Linked DNA regions of Homo sapiens: region 1 is linked to region 2. Evidence: chromatin loops called from intact Hi-C (ENCODE). Cell type or tissue: ascending aorta. All regions are shown on one strand. Each heading gives the region's core, and the rest is flanking DNA. Links, peaks and the distances in the headings are about the cores only.

What was found. Peaks named below come from ENCODE experiments on the same cell type or tissue, not always from the same donor. Only the 100,000 strongest peaks of a DNase experiment are listed, where the experiment ranks them.
Region 1: a loop joins it to region 2, with 2.8 times the contacts of the local background. A loop is called at or near these places in 3 of 110 quality-filtered maps.

The regions. Positions count from the first base shown.
Region 1 is chr12:62,859,635-62,865,025 of GRCh38, reverse strand. The region is part of intron 1 of PPM1H (protein phosphatase, Mg2+/Mn2+ dependent 1H); the gene reads left to right. The region is part of intron 2 of LOC105369795 (a long non-coding RNA gene); the gene reads right to left. Among named protein-coding and RNA genes, the nearest start is that of PPM1H, 73 kb to the left of the region's middle. In ascending aorta, for the core only: no CTCF peak of the experiment used is centred there; no DNase peak of the experiment used is centred there; H3K4me3 peaks cover 1,703 bases; H3K27ac peaks cover 3,562 bases.
Region 2 is chr12:63,042,724-63,048,114 of GRCh38, reverse strand. No RefSeq gene overlaps it. Among named protein-coding and RNA genes, the nearest start is that of AVPR1A, 110 kb to the left of the region's middle. RefSeq lists a silencer at 2,600-2,800. In ascending aorta, for the core only: no CTCF peak of the experiment used is centred there; a DNase peak (open chromatin) is centred at 2,774; H3K27ac peaks cover 3,544 bases.

The sequences.
Region 1 (5,391 bases), core at 279-5,278, 180 kb after region 2:
CCCTAATGAGGAGTGGACATTTAAGTATTATTGGCAGTTTATCATTTCTCATTGTGATTGCTCAAATTATCATCTTAAAGCTTCACCTTTAAAAAGTAATAATCCTAAAATAGTCTATTGAGGCCTTTTGGACTTCAAAAGTATTTTCAAAGGTCATGCAGGGGAAACAGTTTACTCAAATTTGTGCCATTTCTTGTAGGCTTAGCTTAAGGGAACTTGAGTTGCATATTGAAAGCAAGTTTCTCATAAAAACATTTTACTCATATTGTACCTGTGTGTGTGAATCTGTTCCACTATTATTATGTGATAATTCTAGCTTTAAGAATGACTGCTTTGATTTAAGAAGTTCTCAGTGGGAAGATAAAGTGGTTAAGGGTTAAAGAGAGGTTTGGATTTCCAAATCTAATTTTCCTGCATGAATTTCAATATTAAAAAAGTTTTCATATATCTACGTATATTTTGTTCCTGCAACATAAAAGTAACTTGGTTGTTCTAAACTGACAGCAATGCTAAATATCCTGCAATCCTGCAAAGCTAAAATTCTATATAGCAGACAAAACCAGCAAGTGCTCATTGCACAGTTCACAAATTCTGGTGGCATGAGAATGTCAGCTAAGTGGCCAGTCACTCTAGGTTCATGTTATCTTCTTTAAATATAATGCCTATTTCTGATTTTTTTAAACCAATATTAGTTCTTACCTTACAAGTTATGTACCATGCTTCAACAGTAATGCCATACCCAACTTTATTACTGCAAACTTGCTTTGTAGAAGCGCCCACCTTCTTACTTTACCTGTAGACCAGCCTTTTGTAGCCTTGGCACTAATGACATTTTGGGTGGGCTAATTTTTGTTGTCGAGGGCTGTCTTGCACATTACAGGATGTTTGCCAGCATCCCTGGGCTCTGCCCACTAGATGCCTGTAGCACCCTTACCTGGCTGCTGCAACCAAACTGTCTTCAGACATTGTCAAATATCCCCTGCAGTAGAACCAGTGCTCTAAACTTAAAGTGTTGGTGCTAGCAGATAAATGTGCAAAATGAGATTATAACAATGATGTGGATGAATGGAGCTAGAAAAGATCCTTATGTCTCATGGTTAGATTTATTGCTTTGCCAGTTTTTATCAAGAGCCTCGATAATGGAAAAAGCATTGGGAATGAAATTAGGATACCTGAATTCTGCTGACAAATTGGGCAGTGGTCTTAGTCATATTTAGTGACTGTGTTTCCTGTGTCTGTCAAATGAGAAAATATCCCTGAACCCTTTTCCAGCTTTAAAATTAAACCCACTTTTTTCCTGAAATTCAGTTCTCCCTTTTCATTCACCTTGATGGTACGGTGTAAGACAATAGCAACCCTATAGTGCCTATAGTAAGAGTCAGATTAACTCTTACTTAACAAGCAAATTTAAAAATTTCCAAACTTAGGCTTATGGAGAATGACAGTATTGCCTCTACACATTTGCTTTCTTTTGGGGAACACTAATTGTTATATTACCTTATGTGTGAAAGTGAGTCCATTGAAAATTCACTTGTGGGAAATGGAATATAGGTGATCAACAATTTAGCCATAGTATTAGACACCCTTTTGCATTTTGAATGAGTATCTCTGAATAGGAATATGTGGCCTATAAAGTCCACATTTGTGAATAATGGGGTGTGGTTAAAGTTATAATCATTTTTACTTAAACAGCTCTGGGCCAGGCACAGTCGCTCATGCCTGTAATCCCAACACTTTGGGAGGTGAGAGCAGGGGGATTGCTTGAGCCCAGGAGTTTGAGACCAGTCTTGGCAACATGGTGAGACCCCCATCTCTACAAAAAAAAAAAGTCAGAAAAATTAGCCAGGTGTAGTGGCACGCACCTGCGGTCCCAGCTATGCTGGAGGCTGAGGTGGAAGGATCACTTGGGCCCAGGAGGTGGAGGTTGCAGTGAATTGAGATCACGCCACTGCACTCCAGCCTGGGTGATGGAGTGAGCCTCTGTCTAAAAACAAAAACAAACAAAAACAGCTCTGTAAGTGGAAGCAATGCTGTATAATATAATTTCTGTGAATTTAAAACTTTGAGTGATTCTTAGGGTTATTTGATATTATTCTACCTTGGAGAGCAAAAATCTCCATTTAAAAATGTATTGAATTTTCACTAAAGCATTTTTAAAAGATTGAAATGATGTCTGTTAAATTAGATGATAAAGGATAAATTGGTGTTTTACTATATCTCTGCCTTTCATATATAAAAGAATGATTGGAATCTCTGACTAATGGATTTTCTCAGCACATTTTTTAAAGTTGATTATGCCATGAGTCATATATTTCTAAATATGATATTAAAGTGCTGCCTCTCTTTGCTACTTCTAGGTTTGTTTCATCAGAGAAGATAGATGTCTGTACATATCTGTTAAAGCTGTACACCAAATTCACAAAGATTCTTTTACATTTCTTTTTATTCCAAGTTTTTTCAATTTCAGCCCTCTAGAAATGACATTCAAAGAGGCATGGGTTATGTCATCAAAACAAAGTCTTTGAAAGAGGCCTAAGGATCATATATCATTCATGCATCTGAAAGCCTTGAAGACTCGATAGATGCTCAGAAGTACTCAAGTCAGTTTGCCTCTCGCAGACATTCAAGTTTATTTAGGTCACAGCCTTATATGTAGTGAAAAGCCCTTATATCTGTTTTTTCATGCAAAAACCTCTCTCAAAGGCCTTGTTTTCCAGCTAATCACTCTCACTGTCATCTTCTGACCATTAGAACTCTTGCCTCTCCTGGGGCCAGTAGCCATCTTATATCCTAACCCCCGACTTCTCCATCTTCCTACTTTCCAGTGGATTCTGTTTAAGATTTCATCCTTTTTAGGTCAGCAGCCCGCTCTCTGGGTCTGTCATGATCTTTGCTCTCTGCACAATTTTCCAGGTAGAAAACTCTAGGGCAGAGTTTCTCTGCAATTTGGTGTATTAGATCTCAGAAGGCTTTAGGGTAACACAGGAAATGTTGGTGACCAGATTTGCGCATAAGCATTATTTGCACATAAGCATTATTTGGTTTGGGCCAGATTTGCACATAAGCATTATTTTGTTTGGCCCACATTGTATTTTCAAAAATCTAGAAATTTTTCATAATACAGATTCTTGGCTTTCCTTGAAATGCCTGGAGACTTGGTAACACTGAGCCATATTCCCAGGCAGCTGGAGCTGTGTACAAGCTGCCCCTTTAGAAGGGACACATGCTCTCCAGCTTGCTGCAAGCACCACGGTGCCCTAGATACAGCATTCTGGCCCAGGAAATGTTTGGGTCTATGCCCTGCTTAAGGGAATGAGACTTACTGATTCCTTCCAGGAAGTCTTAGCGGTGAGGGTTCGTTTCCTCACCTGCCTCTTTCTCTATAACCATATGGCTTCTGTTCTGGAATTAAACGATCTATTACTGGGAGTAAAATGGAGAATAAGACATGTATTTGAATATACAAAGTGTGCAATGTGTCTGACGAGGAGAAAGCAACCTGCAAAAAGTCATAGAAAGTCAATAGAGCCAGAAATATTTAAACAAATAGAAAAGGGGATGGCTATAAATGTCAACTGAAGCTAATCATCTGTTGTCAGCTCCATGTCTGAAGATTCTGTAGTTTAAATGAAACTGTTAGTATTAACTACTTACTGTTTCCAGGACTTGAAACTTGTGATTTGTTGGAATGTTTAATTTTAGTGCTTCCTAATGCTAGCCGGCATTTGCTGAGAGACTGCTGCTGTGCCAGGCATTTTGCAGAATCTCTGTCTAATCCTCAAAAATGCCTGGAAGGAAGGTGGTTATGGTAGCTCCGATTCAGAGGAGAGAAATGAGGCCCATAGCTTATTTTGCTAGTAAAGAAGCAAGTGGGATTTTAACCTAGTCTAGTTCAATTTTTAAGCTGATGCTAATCTCAATAAATCTCACTGCCTGTCTTAGTTTCCAATATCGTCTTACTCGTATTACATTTTGTTGCCATTAGGCAGGTCTGAGACTCAGTTTTCTTATCTAGAAGAAGGGAGGTGTAATGCCTGCTCTTCCTGCCACATAGGAGTGTTGAGTGTTAAGGAAGATGATGCATCTGGAAGTGCTGGGTAAATGATAAAACACGAAATAAGAGACAGTGCAGTTTCATTTTCCCACACCCAGTCAGTGTTAAGCCATGTTCATCCAACAACCCCATTGTTTCTGTGGCGAGGAAACTTAATAGCAACAATTCAAACTGCTGTAAATCGGAGCAGGGGATATTGGAATATGATTCTTTAGAAGGCAGAGGTTATAGTGATGTTGTAAATTTAATCTTTACGCTTGGAAGGAGGAGCACCAAGGCATGCTGAGCCTTTCAACACTGAGTTGTAGGAGATGCGTCAGGGATTCAGTACGTCATAATCAGGGTTATCACCATATGACCTTGGACAACTTGGAGAATTTTCTACAGTTCATTTTCTTCATCTGAAAGATGAAACAGTTTATATAAATCATTTTCAAAGTCTGACTTCTGCTTTTCCCATAATTATCAGTTTAGATGACATAGAGCTTTGTGCCTGTTTTGTTTCTTGATTTTTTAAATGGATATATATTAAGATCTTTAGGCTTGAAAGGTATACTTTCAAGGTTTTGATTGTTGATTCTTTTCAACATCCCCTGTAATATGGTTTGGCTGTGTCCCCACCCAAATCTCATCTTGAATTGTAGTTCCTATAATCCCCATGTGTCATGAGAGGGACCCGGTAGGGTAATTGAATCGTGGGGGTGGTTACCCCCATGCTGTCTGCATGATAGTGAGTTCTCACGAGATCTAATGGTAATGGTTTTATAAGGGACTTTCCCCCCTTTGCTTTGCACTCCTCCTTCCCACCACCATGTGAAGAAGGATGTATTTGCTTCTCCTTCTGACTCGATTGTAGGCTTCCTGAGGCCTCCCCAGCCATGTGGAACTGTGAGTCAATTAAACCTGTTTTTTAAATAAATTACCCAGTCTCGGATATTTCTTCATAGCAGCATGAGAACAGATTATCCTCACGTCTTCACCTCCCCAGAAGACAAGCACACATGCCTACTTTCTCTTTCAGCCTCTTGGGTTTATAATGTTCTCTGTTAGCGCATGCTGTATTCCTTTTTAATTCTGTGCTTCTAACTCTTGAATGTCTCTTAAGAAGTGAAAGAGAAGCCTACTGAGGAAATTCTAGGCAGAAGGTGGCCCCCACAGCAACAATGGATGTGCCCTCTCCTTAGGTTTTTTCAAGGCAGGGGCTTTGTCCCTTGGGATGTGAAGGGCCTGGTGGCAAGCACTGGTGTCAGATGATAGCTTTGTTTCTTCTCATTCAGGTGATCTATTTCCTAACTTGACATTTTTGAATGCAAAGCCTTGAAGGCTTTGCATATGTG
Region 2 (5,391 bases), core at 63-5,062:
AACATTCCAAAATTAAAATTTTATTAAAAAACTACAAAAATCACTTATCTCACTCTGTCACCCAGGCTGGAGTGCAGTGGCACAATCTCAGCTCACTGCAACCTCTGCCTCCCAGATTCAAGCAATTCTTGTGCCTCAGCTTCCCGAGTAGTTGGGACTACAGGCACCCGCCACCACATCCAGCTAATTTTTGTATTTTTAGTAGAGACGGGGTTTCACCATGGTGGCCAGACTGGTCTCAAAATCCTGACCTCAGATGACCCACTCACCACAGCCTCCCAAAGTGCTGGGATTACAGGCGTGAGCCACCAATGCCCAGTCTTGATTTTCCTTACTAACTTTGGGCTTGATCATTATGTTATCATTGCTCTTGTGGGGGAATCTTTGAATATGTTCCTTTGGCTTTGACTCAAACAGAGGGAAGGCAATTGACTGGTTTTGGCAAATGATAAACACATAAGTTAAATAATTTTGAAAAAATACTTGTTGGGTATTTTAGGAGTGAGCTTTGCTTTCTGGTATCTACTGTTAACACTGTTGGCCACCCACCTGGTGAGACGGATCAGTAGGGCACACATAAGTGAGTCTTGACATAGTAACTAAAAATATGACCCAGTGCAGCACAAAGTGTAGTTGTACATGGTGTCAGGAGACCACATCAGAACTCATATTTTTACAACAACAAGCTGTGATGCTGCAACATTGGATTGTGCTTTACAGGTGAGGACTACACACCAGAAACAGATGATCCCTTGATAAACAAGAATCCTGTTTTTATTCCCTCTGTGTTAAAACCATCTGTCATAAGAGAAAAAGCAAACAAGCAAAATAAATAAAAGACTATCCAAATCAAATATTCGTTTTTTCCCACTGGTGAATGTAAATATGCTAAATAACATTTTGAATATTGAGGATTCTGAGCAAAATAATAACTTAATATTAGTACTTAAATATTTGGTCTTATTTTTCAGAATATATACAATTATCAATTAGAGGTGATAGAAATATAAGTAATATAATATTACTTATAAAATAATATAATATTACTTATAAAATAATATATAAATATTATGAATATAAGTAAATAGTGGAAGAGGAATATCCATAAAACACAATGAACAGATACTGAAAAAATCTCCTTGTTGTCAAACTAGCTGTTCAATACCATATATTGAGACCCCTTTGTGTTTTTTATTAAACAATTGAATATCATTTCTTATATTTACGGTGCTTATTTTAATGACTCTTAAATTATAGAGGATGGAAATGTACAAGTATATTCATAAATATACTATGTTGTTTTATTCCTCATTTTGGTAAAATACTGCCTTTTTCTAGAAGCATATTTTAAGTAAATTAATTTATGGGGAAACATACAGGTAAAATGTCAGAGCATTTGCATTTTGTAAAAAAGAAACTATAGGAAGTAATATTTTATGTATTTATCAGTTTCTCTTATTTACTATTTATCAACTTTAAAATATTGGAGTGAAACCCCGTCTCTACTAAAATACAAAAAAAAATTAGCCAGGCGTGGCAGTGGGCGCCTGTAGTCCCAGCTACTCGGGAGGCTGAGGCAGGAGAATTGGTTGAACTTGGGAGGCGGAGGTTGCAGTGAGCCGAGATTGCGCCACTGCACTCCAGCCTGGGCGACAGAGCGAGACTCCGTCTCTAAAAAGAAAAAAAAGAAAAAGAAAAACAGAGGCTGGGCATAGTGGCTCATGCCTGCAATCCCAGCACTTTGGGAGGCCAAGAAGGGTGGATCACTTGAGTACAGGAGTTTGAGACGAGGCTTAGCAGCATGGCAAAATACAAAAATTACCCAGGCGTGGTGGTGTGCACCTGTGGTCTTAGCTACTTGGAAGGCTGTGGTGGCAGGTTGAGGCTGCAGTGAGCTGTGACCACAGCAGTGTACTCCAGCCTAGGCGACAGAGTGAGACTCTGCCTAAAAAGAAAAAAGATTGGGAAACTGGCAACATTGCCTTAATTGGTTTCCAAGTGTTTAATATTTTTTTAAAACTAGTCTCCCACCCCATGGGAGCATTTGGTAAATGCTCCCCGTATAAATAAAACATTTCAGAAAACGTCCCTTGGGTGAGTGAAAATCAAAGAGCAGATCTGAGCCTTACCCGTCTATTTTCTGAAAGATATCAATCCATACCCAGAAAGCTTCTTTTAAGAGAAGTGATGTGTTTCTTTTCTTCAGGAGTTAAAGAGAAGATTTGATTGATGTCCTCAAATACTGGTCAAGTCTAAGGGAACATTTTTAAAGATCTAAGGTTTAATGGGGTTTGAAGAGTTCTTTTTTTTTTTTAATCTACATTCAAGTGGATATATTTTTCTTCATCATTTTTCCTGGTTTTGTGTTTTCTGAAATTGCCTGCCTGCTTGTCTCTTGGTATTTCTGAATTCTTTCCAGTCATTGCTTGACTGGGAATACATTCCTTTTCTCTTATACTACTTTATTGAAGTTTTGTTGAAAAAACAATCATGAGGAGAATGAGGAATACAAAGCAGGTTGGTAATGGTCAGAGCTGCTGACTTTAATATAGAAATAACCTAGGCCTCAGGTGGGGGTGAGTGGGTGAAAGAGAGATTCAGACACTCGCCTCACCACCCAGAGAGTGGAATGTCCCTAGTATCACGATTTCTTGCTTTCTTTGGAGGGCAGCCCCTAGGGCTGTTTCGGGGAAAAAAAAAAAATCATTCCATTGCATTCCTGAAGACTGTGATCATGTATTTCTTTCCCTTGCTGGATTCTTCATAAACTTAACATGGCTCAGAGCCACTGCCCATCAGGCTGGTAACTACAGGCCTGAGTTCTGAATTCTTATCTTCACTTGTCAGTTCCTGCACCATAATAGCAGAATCACAAGTCCTGGATACCCTGATAGTCCAGTAAGGGGTGTGTGTGTGTGTGTGTGTGTGTGTGTGTGTGTCTGTGTGTGTGTGTGTAGGATCATAAACATAGTAATACTGACCCTCTATGTGTCGGGGACAGTTTATGGGCCATACATGTAGTAGTGATCAAGACATACAAGGACCCTTGCTCACAGGGAACTTTCTGTCTTAGTCTATTTTGTGCTGCTATTGACTTGAGACTGAGTAATTCATCATGAACAGAGATTTATTTCTTAAGTCTGGATCTAAGGTTGAGGAGCCCACATGTGATGAGGGCCTTCTTGCTGCATCATGCCATAGCAGGAGGCAGAAAAGCAAGTGGGCACATGCATGTGAGAGAAATGGGGTCAAACTCACCCTTTTATCAGAAACCCATCAGCCTTAATCCATTCATGAGGGCAGAGCCCTCATGACCTAATCACCTCTTGAAGGACCCACCTCTCAACACTGCATTGAGGATTAAGTTTCTGACACATGAACTTTGAGGGACATATTCAAACCATCGCACATTCTGAGACAGGATTTGAGCAAGAGTATAAAAATTGGATAGAGAAAGAAAGGAAAGAATGTAGGAAGGAAAAGAAAGAAAGAAGTGTTGGATATGATAACTATTAGGGTGATGGGATGGAAAGATATGAGTCAGCAGGAGCTCCTGTAGATTGAGTGGTCATCAAGTGTCTCTAGGAGGAGATGAAACTCGAGAGTTAAATGAGAAGCAGTATACCATTATACAAAGAACAATTGGAAGAATATTTCAGCAGAGGAAAATGCTAGTGCAAAGGCCTTTGAGTTGGAATAATCTCAGTGTGTTTGAAAACTAATTCTATGGCTGGAGTGGAGTGGGCAAGGGAAGAGTGGTAAGAGATAAGATCAGAGACATAAGCAGGGCTGAATTATGGAGGGCTTTGCCAACTATTGTAAGAGTTCAGGTTTTATTTTAAATGTGATTAAAAGCCACCCAGAGATTCTCAGGTAGGATAAGATTTGGGGGTGACTCAATCTTAGATACATTTTTATAAGATCACACACTGAAGTACATTTTAAAAGATCACATGTTTTTAAAAGAAAATATTGTGAAGAATATTCTGTAGCAAGGTACAAGAAAGGAAGAAGGAATCCCCGTCGGGGAGATGTTGCTGTAAGAACAGGTGTGAAGGGATGGTGGCTTATACTAGGGATGTGGTGAAATGGGTAAGTGGAGAAATGAACAATTATAAGTGATAGAGATGACAAGACCAATAGATGGAATGGAGATGGGGAGTAAAGTAGATAAAGGTTTAAGTTAAGTTGTACATTTTTGGTTTGAGGAATTAGGTGGATGGTGGTACCTCTTGCTGGGATGGGTAAGGCTGGTGGAAAATAAGACCAGGGAGAGCTGTGAGTCAGGACTTGTTTTGACCATGTTATTTCTGCAACATCTAATTGAAGATGTCAAGTTGGCCATGGATGTACAGGTTCAAGGACTTAAATTTCACAACCAAGATTTGATTTGCCTCTTATATAGATGAGATCTGACTGGGTTTTGGACATAGCCCTAGTTCACTCCAACATTTAGAGTTTAGGAGAAGAGGAATTATCAGCTCAGTGAGGTAAAAAGAGAACCAAAAAAGTCTGATGTCATGAAAGCCAAAAAAGGGAGACATTTCAAGAAGGATGGAGCAGGCAATTGTGTTGATTCTTGCTGAAAGAGGAGAAAGAAGTGACCTATAGAGTTAGCAACATGGAGGTCATAGCAGAACAATCTTTGAGATATGATGTGGATTGAAGCGTATTTGGAGTAGGTTAGGTATATGGAGGTAGAGATCTTAACTAGAAATAACTCTTCCAATAAGTTTACAGTCAAGGTAGTTTGTTTTTTTTTAAAAAAAATTAGGAGATTAGGAGTATGTTTGTACACTGATGACTGTGTGAAATACAATTCGGTATTTGGAAAACATAGTGAAATATAACTTTCGTAGAAATACTTAGAAATTTAAAACACCACTTGATCCCTCTTAGTGGATTAATATTTTTGTGGAAAGAAATTCCTCCTTTTCAAATGTGGAAAGTTTGTTAATTCTCAAACATGTTGAAGCCTAAGAATACCTTGTGAGTACTGTACTTCAGGGGCGATGTAGACGTCCACAGTCTGAAGTAGTTTTTTACACAAAGCAGAAAGAATAAAAGGTTCTAGTACTTCTGAAAGTAATGAATGCAGAATTGTAGACAGTTTGAAAAGAAGGAATATTTTCATAAGCAGAAAGTTAGGGAAGTATCTAATTCAAACCTTAGGAAAAGACACAAATCCAATTTATTTATTTTAAAAAATGAACATGTATGTTAGTCATCTGGATCAAATAGGAAAGGCAAAAGTGAGTCACTACAGAAGTAGAGATTACAGGCAGGTCTAGAGGATGAAGACCAATTTCGTGAAGCACTTGGGGAGTGGTGAATAGGGTAAGTTTGAACATCTTGGTAGCATGAACAAAGGCAGGAAGACATGAGTAATAC